Regions from separate parts of the Homo sapiens genome. Here all the other regions are linked to region 2. The links are chromatin contacts, found by Hi-C or POLR2A ChIA-PET in ENCODE. All regions are on one chromosome and are shown on one strand. Each heading gives the region's core, a stretch centred on a gene start or an enhancer-like site at or near the end of the contact. The rest is flanking DNA. Distances are from core to core; before and after follow the strand shown.

The links. Hi-C counts contacts between places; a loop is a spot of excess contacts on that map. ChIA-PET counts read pairs that join two places held with the same protein, here RNA polymerase II (POLR2A). Pooled maps may share reads with other maps.
Region 1: a map of sigmoid colon shows a loop between it and region 2 (8-fold over the local background). The contact joins the enhancer-like site here to the promoter of WNT9A in region 2. A Hi-C loop is called at or near these places in 13 of 168 maps with a recorded cell type or tissue (MCF 10A, PC-9, endothelial cell of umbilical vein and 9 more) and 15 of 50 pooled maps. POLR2A ChIA-PET finds 5 or more read pairs at or near these places in 3 of 52 experiments (MCF 10A, OCI-LY7 and WTC11).
Region 3: a loop to region 2 is called in a map of Calu3, with 11 times the contacts of the local background. The contact joins the enhancer-like site here to the promoter of WNT9A in region 2. A Hi-C loop is called at or near these places in 3 of 168 maps with a recorded cell type or tissue (Calu3, HepG2 and PC-9) and 4 of 50 pooled maps. POLR2A ChIA-PET finds 5 or more read pairs at or near these places in 5 of 52 experiments (H1, MCF 10A, PC-9 and 2 more).

What each region holds. Positions count from the first base shown.
Region 1 is chr1:227,886,115-227,889,601 of GRCh38, reverse strand. No RefSeq gene overlaps it. Among named protein-coding and RNA genes, the nearest start is that of MIR5008, 54 kb to the left of the region's middle. RefSeq lists enhancers at 2,584-3,180, 3,181-3,487. Within about 2 kb of position 1,966, at least 22 of the 41 ENCODE cell types and tissues checked have a DNase peak (open chromatin) inside an H3K27ac peak, as active enhancers do; they include heart left ventricle, heart right ventricle, prostate gland and 3 more, where a contact is called at or near this core.
Region 2 is chr1:227,946,231-227,949,896 of GRCh38, reverse strand. It overlaps WNT9A (Wnt family member 9A), which reads left to right and starts at 1,965. Exons shown (of 4, transcript NM_003395.4): 1 at 1,965-2,104. The coding sequence starts at 2,010. LOC124904533 (a long non-coding RNA gene) reads right to left here. Exons shown (of 2, transcript XR_007066912.1): 1 at 3,470-3,666; 2 at 2,594-3,195. RefSeq lists silencers at 1,851-1,930, 3,034-3,143 and an enhancer at 2,011-2,060.
Region 3 is chr1:227,908,420-227,912,238 of GRCh38, reverse strand. No RefSeq gene overlaps it. Among named protein-coding and RNA genes, the nearest start is that of MIR5008, 31 kb to the left of the region's middle. Within about 2 kb of position 1,509, at least 2 of the 41 ENCODE cell types and tissues checked have a DNase peak (open chromatin) inside an H3K27ac peak, as active enhancers do.

The DNA of each region.
Region 1 (3,487 bases), core at 717-3,216, 60 kb after region 2:
ACAGTCGCTGGGAGTGGCATTTCTAGATCTGAGGGGAGAGTGGCTGGAGCATGGGGAGGGGCAGACCAGGAGGGGATGGAGGGAGGCAGTGTCCTGGGTGGCTCTGTGCAGCAGGTGGCTGCCCCCAGTGAGTGTCTGCAGCGAAGGGGAAAGTGAGGCTGGAGAGTGGCCAAGCCTCAGAGGCCACAGGGCAGCACCAGCCCCTACCTGCTCCACTCACCCCTCTCCCAGATGCATACCCTGAGCCCCTTCCCACCGTGGGTGCCACAGAGCCCCCAGAGCTACCTGGGAAGGGGTCTACAGTGGGGAGGGGAGTGGGCCACAGGGCCTCCCATGGGAGGTGCTAGGGCTGTGGTGCATGGGAGCAGCCCCCGCCCTCCCAGGCTCCTGGGTGCATGGGTAGGGCAGGGGAGTGGGGGGGTAGGGAGCGGGCAGGGCTGGTGGATAATGCTATCTGTAGCTGAGTGACAAGAGGATGGCCCTATCAGTGCTGTCGGAAGGACAGAGCTCCTCCAGGAGATAGTGGCCAGCGGTTGGTGGTGACACCTGATAATGCTGGCCTGACCAGGTCAGGGGGTGAAGAGCCAGCCCAGGACCCTCCGCCAGCTGCAGTCTTGCTCTCTGGGCTGTGGGCACCAGGATGTGGGCACCTGGGCCTTGCATGCCTGGGCCGTGGACACCTGAGCCATGCATGCCTGGCTTGTGGACATCTGAGCCTTAGATACCTGGGCTGTGGGCACCTGGGGCTTGGATACCTGGGCTGTGGACACTTGGGCTGTGGGCACCTGAGCCCTGGACACCTGATCTCTGGGCACCTGAAGCCTGGGATGCCTGAGTGCGTGTCTGGACTCGGTGGGGGTGGCAGGTCCCTGAGGCGCTGCAGGGGAGGCCGGGCTGGGCCTACCTACAGGGATTTGTTGACATTGCCTGTGTGGTGGGCAGGTAGGCGCTGAGATCAGCTCTGCAGGAAAACATAAACACCAGGGAACACCTGGGCTGTCACTTAGAGCAAGTGTTTGGGTGCTGGGAGTGCCTGTCCCATCCACCCACATCCTTGCAGTGCTGGGCACCCCTCTGGAGGGGAGGCCTGGGCCCTCACACAGGCCTGCAGGACCACATTATCCAGCACTGCAAGCCTAGTGGTGGGGGACACCTGCTCACAGAGGCCGACCCTTCTCCTACCCAACAGAAGCAGGATTCATCCTTGAGCTGCTGTGGGTTCAGGCCCCTCCCCTTCTTTGCCTGAGCATGGTCCACCGGCAGGGGTTACAGCCAAGAACAGGCACCCTGGGCCTTAGGTCCCAGGATAGTGGACCCCGTAAAGCTCCTTCGGGGCTGTGGAGGGAGGCCTGGGGGTGGCCACCATCCATCCCCTCCTAGCCTGGCCCCCACCGCCTTGGGGACCCGGTGCTTCCCTGTTTATGTGCAAAGTGTCGACGGGTCTCCAAGGCCCAGCATGAGCTCATTGGGCTCGACGCCCCCTCCCCATGAGTAGGAAGGCTGGTGGCCTGGCGAGGGGAGTTCCCGGAGGCTCCCAGCCTACAGCCCCCAGCGACACACGCATGCGCAGCACCCGCGCACACGTTTTATAAGGACATCGGAGGTGGCGTCTGCACTCCGCTCTGATGCATTTTATTAAAAAGGAAGAGGAGGGACAAAGAAAGAAAAATAAATGAGTGGCTCCCACAAGGACCACACACAGTGGCGCGGTGCAGCCCCGGGGGCAGGACCGGCCGCCTGGAAACCCTGACCCCATGGGCGGGCGGGCCACGTTAGCTGCGGTGGGGATGGGGTGAGGGGCAGACGGTGCCGCCGCCCCTGCCCAGGGCTCGACTTCGGGGTCTTAGCACGGTCTCTGGCTGCACGTTCCCCGCGCCCCGCCCGCCCTCATCACCACCTGGGTGCGCAAGGCCCTCCACGCCACGGCTGCCCTCCCCTTCCTGGACGCCCCCAGAGGGACCCCTGGAGGCCCTAAGCTCAGGGCGGGAGGGACTGGACCAGGCCAGGGAGGTGAGGGCCAAAGGGGCCCACAGCCCGGTCCCCACCGTAGACGTGAGCCTGGGAGCCCCAGCTGGGTGTCCCCTCCCCTCCCTGGTGACCCACACCACTCCGCTGACTACCTCCCCTCCCCCAGCAAGGCTGTGCACCGCGGGCGGGCCAGAAGCCAGGAAGCCCCTCTATGGGATGAAGGGGATTTGGAATCTTGGAGAGGGAGGAGTAAGGGGGCAGAATGGAGGAAGAGGGGGGGAAAAGCCCTTCTCAGGCCCCTCCCCTCGGGTGGGGTAGGGATTCGCCCCCACCCTCCCTGCCCGCGGGCCTGGCTTCCGGTTCCTTCTTCCACTCGGGGGTGGGGTCCCACCCTGCAGGGTCGGCGAAGGGGTTGGGCCCCAAGGAAGGCTGGCTGGCTGCAGCCCCGGCCCCAGTCCCCCGCCCCCTGCCCGGCCCAGGAGGGCGTCCCCAGCGCTGCTTCTGAGGGAGACAATCGCTGCGGGCTGCGTCGGAAAAAATGTTCTCATTGTGAACATAAACAGGCTGCCCGGTCTCAGCCAGATGTTCCTGGAGAATGTTTAGGATCCAGGCAGCGTATGAAATTCCCATCAAACTGTTATTAATCAGCAGGCATTTGTTGTCAACCCTGCCTGATACTCCTGGATGTCCTGGAAGGGCCTGTCCAGCCCCCCACCCCTGCAGCCAGCAGAGAGGCTCAGCGCCGGGGTGGGGGTCGGGGTCGTGGGTGGGGAGGTACCTGCGTGGGGAGGGCTGCAGCTGCCCGGTCCTGGACAGGGTGTCTGGAGCTCCCAGGGCGACCCCCAGGCTTCCCGGGCTCCCGTTCCGCCTCTCTCCACCCACCCTGTCACCGTCCGACCCAGCTGTTTCCAGGGGTTCTGGACAGCTCCGCGGTGATCTCTTTTATGGGGTGGGAGACTTGTAAAGACGCAAGAGCCCCACTTAGGAGCTGAGAAGCTTGGCTGGCTCTGCTGCTCAGGAGGGGAGCACCATAGGCCTGGGGGAAGGTGGGGGAGAGGCCTGGGGGGAACAGTCCTAGGGAGGGAGCATCCGGGGAAGGGGTCAGCGGAGAGGTCTCGGGTGGGGGAGGCTGGGCAGGGGAGAGGTCTGGGAATCCCAGGAGATCCAGGCAGCCCTATCTCTGTGACTGAGCTGGTGGGTGGGACCCTCCCACCTGGAGCCCCATGGGGGTCCCTCTGCAGGATACCCCTGGCCCCGCCTAAGCTCTTGCTGCAGCCACGGAGCCCCCCACTGTCCCCTTGGCCTCAAGCCTGCCCCAGGGCCACAGGGGAGTCCCAGCCAGTCTGTTGGACAAGGGAGGGCGCAGGGAGGGACCCCAGCTGTCTGGTGCTGACTGGCTTACAGATCATGCTGTGTTTATGCCAGCTCTGGACAGGCTGGGGCCAGGGTAGAGCCTGAGAACAAGGGACTCCCTTGCCCCCCAGCACAGTACTAGGCTTACTTCCCAAGTGGTTGGGGG
Region 2 (3,666 bases), core at 716-3,215:
ACTTCCTGGTGCTGGAGCCAGACTTTGGGGGCTCACTGGAGCCCATGGCCGTGGGGCGGGTGGGCCTCCCACTGGGGTCGCTGCAGCCTGGGTGGGCTGGGCTGCCGTCTGCACTCCCTCTGCTGAGTCAGCCCCATTTCAAGGGAGGTGGCCCAGCCCCCTGAGCAAAAGAGGACAAACAAGTGCCCTCTCCCCACAGGAGGGGGGTCCTATGGATGGGGAAGGATGTGAGACCAGTCACACCTAGTGGAAAAGCAGAACCAGGGGCCAGGGCTCCCACACAGGACATCATGCCTTGGAGAAAAGCCACCACTCGCTGGAGTTGGATGGGTCTCAGATGGGGAAACCGAGGCCCCGAGAGGGAGTGACTGCTCAGGCCCGGTCTCCTCCCTTCCCCACCCTTGCTTTGCCCCACATGCACCTGAAGCTCACCTGGCAAACTGGCCATCAGACACTCAGAAAGGGTATGCTCACAGGGGTGACCCACATGGCCAGGCTTTCCCAGGGAAGCAGGGCCGGGAGCCCTAGGGGTGGCGAGGTTGGCTCAGATCCTCGTGGGGGCCATTTTCTGCTGCTCCTATCTTCTTTGTTTTTCCTCTGAGGACCCTCATATTCGCCTCTGTCACTGCCACTGGCGGGATTTCACAGCCTTCCGGGGGCATGTGCTCCGCCCCCCAGGTTCTGCGGTCACTGTGCCAGAATCAGTCCCTGCAGGCACAGAGGGCACTGCCTAGAGACCTGGCACCGCAGCCCAGGTCTCTGAGGCCCCTGCAGCACGTGGCTGGGCAGGCTCGCTGGCCCTGTGTCCTCAGCCTTGGCAGCCTAGCCCGTGTTGGAGGCACCATCCTGCACTGACCAGGGTCTGCAGGTGGCAGGCATGCCACCGCCAGCCTGGACCCCAAGCCCTGTTCTTGTGTCCCTTGTTGCATGGCACAGAGGCCCCATCCAGGGAACTTATAAGCCTTCTCCTGGATGCCACCCCCAGGTCTGTCTGGAATGTGTGCACCTGTATCCTAATGCCAGCTCTGGGTCCTCTGACACCATTCTGCTTCAGAAGCAGCTCCGAATCCGTATCGCAGAGGGGACGAGTCCCCGGGCTGTGACTGAGCGCTTCCAGCTGCCTGGGTGTGCACCTTCCATCCCAGGAGTCCTCTTTCTCCCCGTCCCGGCCAGGACACAGGCTCTGAGAAGGGCGTTGCCCGATGGCTGGTGTTTCATTGACTTAGCCGCTAGCTCCACTCCCACAATTTAAGAATGGGGAGACCATCAGGACCCCAAAAGGTAGAGCTACTCACCTCACAGCCCCAGCAGGCTACGTCGCTTCATTCCCAGGCCGAAAGCGGCCACAGTCCCTGCCAGAAAGGAGCGATTCTCTGGCCCCGCTCCTTGAGGGGGTCAGCATGCGCAAGAGGCGCAGGCATCACCGGCTGGCCCGACTCCTCCTCACCAAGCTTCCCCCGGAGCAGCCGCGCAGCGCCCAGCTCGGGGCAGACGGCTGGGTCCTCTGTGGAACCATCCCCGACCGTCCCGGCCTGGAGCCCCGCCGGCGGCTAGCCCGGCGGCCAACGCCTCCCCTCCCCTCCCCCTCAATCCCGCCCCGGGGGCCGCCCCAAGCTCCCACTGCAGCGCCCCCAACGCTCTACCCGCTTCCCGATGCCCGCCTCCGGCCCCCCAATGCCGTCCCGCCGTGGTCGCCCCGGGTTCTCGCACGCCCCGCCCTCGGTTCCCACCGCTCTCCGCCTCCCCTTCCTCCATCCCCGCCGGGCAGGGCGCGCCCGAGACCCGCGCCGGGAGCGGCGGCCGGGGCCCCGAGTGGCCGGGAGGGGCTGGCGGGCTGGCGCGCGCGGCTCGGGTTTCGGCCCGCCCCCGGCGCCGGCGTGATCCCCTCCCGGGCGCGGGGCGGGGCCGGGCCCAGCTGGCCGCGCTCCGGGCGCTATAAGAGGGCGGCGGCCGCGGCGCGCCCTGCGCGGAGCTGGGAGCGCGATGGTCGGCCGCCGAGGCGCGGCAAGATGCTGGATGGGTCCCCGCTGGCGCGCTGGCTGGCCGCGGCCTTCGGGCTGACGCTGCTGCTCGCCGCGCTGCGCCCTTCGGCCGCCTACTTCGGGTAGGTGCCTTCGGCGGCCGGCGCGCACTGGTGGGCGGGGGCGGCGGGGCCGGGGCGGGGTCGTCCGGAGTCCCCGAGGCACCCGGGGTGGCTGGGGCCGGGGCGCGGCGGGGCCGCCGGGTTGCCTGGCGCTGTTTGTTTGCGGCGCGCGCGTCGCTCCGTCCGCTGCGCGGCACGGCTAGAGAGGCGGGTGGACCCGTCCGGCTTGCGCCGGGCCGCGGTCCTCCGTGACCGCAGAGTCGTCGTCGTCGTAGTCGCCGCCGTGAGCAGGACTGCCTCGCGCTTAGGGACTGGGATCAGGTCCCGACTTCCTTGGGCCGCCGTGTCCTTGCCAAAAGGCTGGAGCCTGAGTCCTCAGCCCCTGGCCATCGCCCACCTAGCAGCTTCCCCCCCTTTCTCTTCTCGAGAAGTTAATTTAACAATAACAAAAATACGTACAAAATCCAGATGTTCCTCGCGCTGAGCCCCAAACGGAGAGAGAGAGAGAAAGAGAGAAATCCTCCAAGCTGGAGGAATTTATTTTTCTTGCGCTTTGCTTCTGACTCTGTGGCCCGGGCCCCGGCCCGCGGGAGCGCGTCCATGGAACCTGGCCGGGAGCGCAGGGCCCGGCCGGGGCGTCCCGCGGTGTCATTGCCCGTGCTCACGTGTCTCTGCAGCAGCGCTTTGCCGGGCTGTCGGCGCGTCTCTCTCTTCCTTTCTTTCCCTTCCTTCTTCCCTCCCCCTCTCTGAGGTCTGGGATGCCCAGTCCTGCGACCTTTACAGGGACCCTCGCTGCGCTTTGGGCGCGCTGAGGTGCAGGGTGGCGCCGTGCGAGGCAGCGCCCCGGGCCTCCCCGCCACCCTCCAGCCTCCTACCCCGAGCGCCGCCGCTGGGAGCCCTGGCTGGCCTTCGGATCCCAGCCCCCGACCTGGACGCCCTGGGCCGCTCCCTCAGCCGGGCCGCCGCCCTCCGCCGGTCACCTGTTCCCGGCCCTCTGGCCTGAGCGCCAGCGCGCGGCGGGCTGGCCGGCAGAGGGCCCCGTTGGTCCAGGAATCTGGCACCCGCCCGGGCAGGGAGAGGCCGCCTGGGCCGAGGAGCCCTGCAGGTGTATCCTGTTCTCAAAGAAAATAAAATATTTTCATGGGAAACTTTCCCTTTGTGTTTTTCTTTCTCTCCCTTTCTTCTCTCTGTTCCTTTCTTCTGGGTCGTCTTCCAGGGTCAGCCCGGTGTCTCAGTTCCCTGGGGCCCCCACCCGCAGCCCTCTCCTGGCTCCAACTGTGGGTACGGCCCTGGGCCTGGGCTGGCACGCCACTGCACGCCATCTGTGCAACCCGTAGCCTCACCCGGGAGGGCAGGAGGGAGGGCCACAGGTCCGCGGTGACTCACCGTGGCCTTGTCAGCCAGCTGTGCTTCCCTGCTCTCCGGCCCAGCGGAGGCTCTGCTTCTTGGGCTGGGGACACACCCTGGGCTTGTCCAGGCTGCAGCGGCTTTGTCCCTGCTGTGATCCGATTCCTGGAGACGGGGTGGCGCTGGGTCTTGGCCTCTCCTTCTCTGACCTATCTCTGGGCTTTGTGCCCTAGAGA
Region 3 (3,819 bases), core at 260-2,759, 37 kb after region 2:
AAAGAAAGAAAATCATCTGCTGGGCGCAGTGGCTCACGCCTGTAATCCCAGCACTTTGGGAGGCTGAGGCGGGTGGATCACCTGAGGTTGGGAGTTTGCGACCAGCCTGACCAACATGTAGAAACCCCATCTCTACTACAAATACAAAATTAGTCAGGCATGGTGGTGCATGCCTGTAATCCCAGCTACTTGGGAGGCTGAGGTAGGAGAATCACTTGAACCTGGGAGGTGGAGGTTGTGGTGAGCCGACATCATGCCATTGCACTCCAGCTTGGGCAACATGAGTGAAATCTGTCTAAAAAGAAAAAGAAGAAGAAAAAGAAAATCATCTATGAAAAAGGAACAATAAAACAAAAAAGTAAACTACTGAAAACAAAAATATGGCCAGTGAAGTAATTATTTTCAATAAAAATTGGAAATATAAAGCCCAAGAAATCTAGTGAGAAAAAAAATAGGTCAGCTTTTCTTTGGCTGTAGGAGAATCTATGGTGGGCACTTGACACCCTTTTGGACGATGAGATGTCATGATAAATTCCTACAGCGAGAAGGTCTCTTCTCCAGCAAGCAGGCAAAGCTTTGCTGAAAGCATGCCCATTTTGCTCAGCATATCTTTTCCCTTGCACCCATTTCCTGCATAGGACACAGGATGTGATGGTGGAGTCACCGCAACCGTCTTGAGATCATGAGTAAGGAAGCGACCCATTAAGGAAGACAGAGCAAAAATAGAAAAGGCTCCAGTGACCTCATGGTGCTCTCGCATGAACCCTAGTTTTGTTTTGTTTTGTTTTGTTTTTTGAGACAGGGTCTGACTCTGTCGCCCAGGCTGGAGTGCAGTGGTGAGAGCTCGGCTCACTGCAGCCTCAACCTCCTAGGTTCAAGCTATTCTCCCACCTCAGCCTCCCGAGTAGCTGGGACCATAGGCGCCAGCTTTATATGAGTTTTATAAAGACAGCAGGTGCCACCATGCCCAGCTTATTTTTGTATTTTTGGTAGAGACTGGGTCGTACCACGTTACCCAGGCTGATCTCAAACACCTGGGCTCAAGTGAGCCTCCCATCTGAACCTCCCAAAGTGCTGGGATTACAGGCATGAGCCACCACGCCAGGCCAAATCCTAGCTTTTGTTGTGTGTGAGATTTAAAACAAATGAAAGTGTGTTTGTTTAAGCTAGAGTTGGCTGTTTTCTGTCATCTGCCACCCAAGTCATTCCTAACTGATGTGCACATCAAGCCTGGAGTATCAGGCCTGCGGCAGGGATGCTGGGCTGAAATGCAGCGGCCCCTTGCAAACTCGTAGCAAGGGTCATTTGCAACCTAGAAGTCCACGCCTAGCCAAGCTTGCTTTTAAAAAACTAGAATAAAGACAGTTTCAGGCAGGCAAATTCCAGCAAAGTTCACCACCCTCACATCTCTTCCAGTCAACGATTTGAGGGTGTGCTTGGGCACAAACCGAGGAGAGGAATTCTGGAGGTCCCAAGGAGCAGCTCCCCTGGGTGGTGAGGAAGGGAATCAGGCGGCAGCTGCAGCAGGGCTGGCCCTGCAGCCAGGGCAGGGAGGCAGAGAGGCAGGGATAGCCATGGCCTGACAGCCAGCCTGTGTGAGTCTCTGTGCAAAACAAAACAAAACAAAGCAGGTCCTTGTGTTAAGATAAAAATAAAGACCTCGACATGGAGACATCTAGGGAGGAGGCTGGGCTGAGGGGAGCCCACTTACCATCCTCCGAGGCCTGAACCCTGGAGGAACAGAGCAGAAACCTCTCAGCGTCACAGTCTCCCACCGCAATGATGCCTGGGGCTGGGGCTGCCTGCAGCACGGGCTGAAAGGCTTCTGTCTCAGCTCCTATCCTCCCATTTATTTTAATGGAAGAAGCTTTTTTTTACCCCCAAGACGGAGTCTTGCTCTGTCACCCAGGCTGGAGTGCAGTGGTGTGATCTTGGCTCACTGCAACCTCCACCTTCCGGGTTGAAGCAATTCTCTTGCCCCAGCCTGCCGAGTAGCTGAGATTACAGGCACCCACCACCACGCCCGACTAGTTTTTATATTTTTAGTAGAGGCGGAGTTTCACTGTGTTGGCCAGGCTGGCCTTGAACTCCTGACCTCGTGATCCACCCGCCTTGGCCTCCCAAAGTGCTAGGATTACAGGCATGAGCCACCGCCCCCAGCCAGAAGAAGGATTGTTTAACAACACATATCTGACATGTTAAAGATTTACCTCAGGGTCCCTCAGTGATCTTTCCAGATAATCTCCTCACTTGCCTGCCTTCCCTCCCTCCTTCCTTCCTCCTCCCTCCCCTCCTCCCTTCATTCCTTCCCTCCTTTCTCCCCTCCTTCCTCCCCTTCTTCCTTCCCTCCTCCCTCCCCTCCTGCCTCCTCCTCCCCTCCTTCCTTCCCTCCTTCCTTCCTTCCTCCCCTCTTCCTCCCCTCCTTCCCTCCTCCCTCCCCTCCTGCCTCCTCCCTCCCCTCCTCCCTTCCTTCCTTTCTCCCCTTTCCTCCCCTCCTTCCTTCCCTCCTCCCCTCCTTCCTTCCCTCCTCCCCTCCTTCCTCCCTTACCTCTTCCCCTCCTTCCTTCCCTCCTTCCTCCCTTACTCCCTCCCCTCCTTCCTCCCCTCCTTCCCTCCTCCCTCCCCTCCTTCCCTCCTTCCTCCCCTCCTCCCTTCCTTCTTCCCTTCTCCCTCCCCTCCTCACTCCCTCCTCTCCCTTCTTTCTTCTTTCTCTTTTTTCGTTCTTGTTTTCTTTTTCCTTCCCTCCCTTCCTTCTTTTTTTTCATTTTTCCTTTCATATTTTCTTTTTCTCCATCATTCCTTCCCCCACCTCTGTTTTCTTTTCTTTCTTTTATTTCTTCCTCTCTTTCTCTTCTTTTCCCCCTCCCTTCTTCCTTTTTTCTTTTTTCCTCTTTCCTTCTTTCTCATTCCTTCCTTCCCATAATTTAAAGAACATATTTCCAGTCAACACTGTTCATTTAAGGTAGACCTATAATTAAATAAACTGTAATTCTCTTGGCCTGTATGTTAACCCCAGGATCCTATAGAATGCACGAGGGAGGCCTGGATTAAATGTCACATAGGATTAGCACAGTTTACTTCTCAGGGAAGGAATCTGGGGTCGTGTTTTACTCTCATGGTGCATTTATATTTTGCTTGATTTTTACAAATACATGACACAATCAATACTGTTTAGTTTTGGTTTTCTGAAAGTCATTCTAACGGTGGAAGAGGCTGTGGACGAGGGGACTGACGGTGAGCATGATGAAGGAAGAACTCGGCAGGTGGACTGGGCCTTCGAGGTCATTGGCCAGCCTGTGTGTGGCCAGATCAGCTTCTGGGGAGCCGTGCAGGAGCAGCACAGACCGTGAGGAGGAGCTGGTTGGGAGGAGGCAGAGAATGGAGAAGGGTGTGCAGTCCAGGGGCCAAACACACATATTCCACAGGCTACAGGAGGTCTATGGAGATCCATGAGGGTGGCCCTCACACATGTTCGTGGAACACACATGCATGTGACATGTGACTCATGCTTACCTTGGGGTGGAGGCTTCACATGTAGATGTATTCCAATTAGGTCTTTCCAGGACTCAAAGGGGCTCAAGTGCACAGCCTCTGTAAACTGGCCAGGACCAGCCCACGGTCGTGGTCTCTCACCAGGAGAAAGCTCCTGAAGTCAGTGTCCTGGTCCAGTGAACGCTGCTGTCGTGGCTGGTGGAGCAGGGGGTTGGAGAGTCAGCCTCTGTGAGCTGGGTAAGCTGCAGTTGTCTTGACGTTGCTTAGCTGGAGGCCAGTGCTTCTTTAGCTGCTGGAGAAAAAGAAAACCCTTGTAGTACAGTTAGA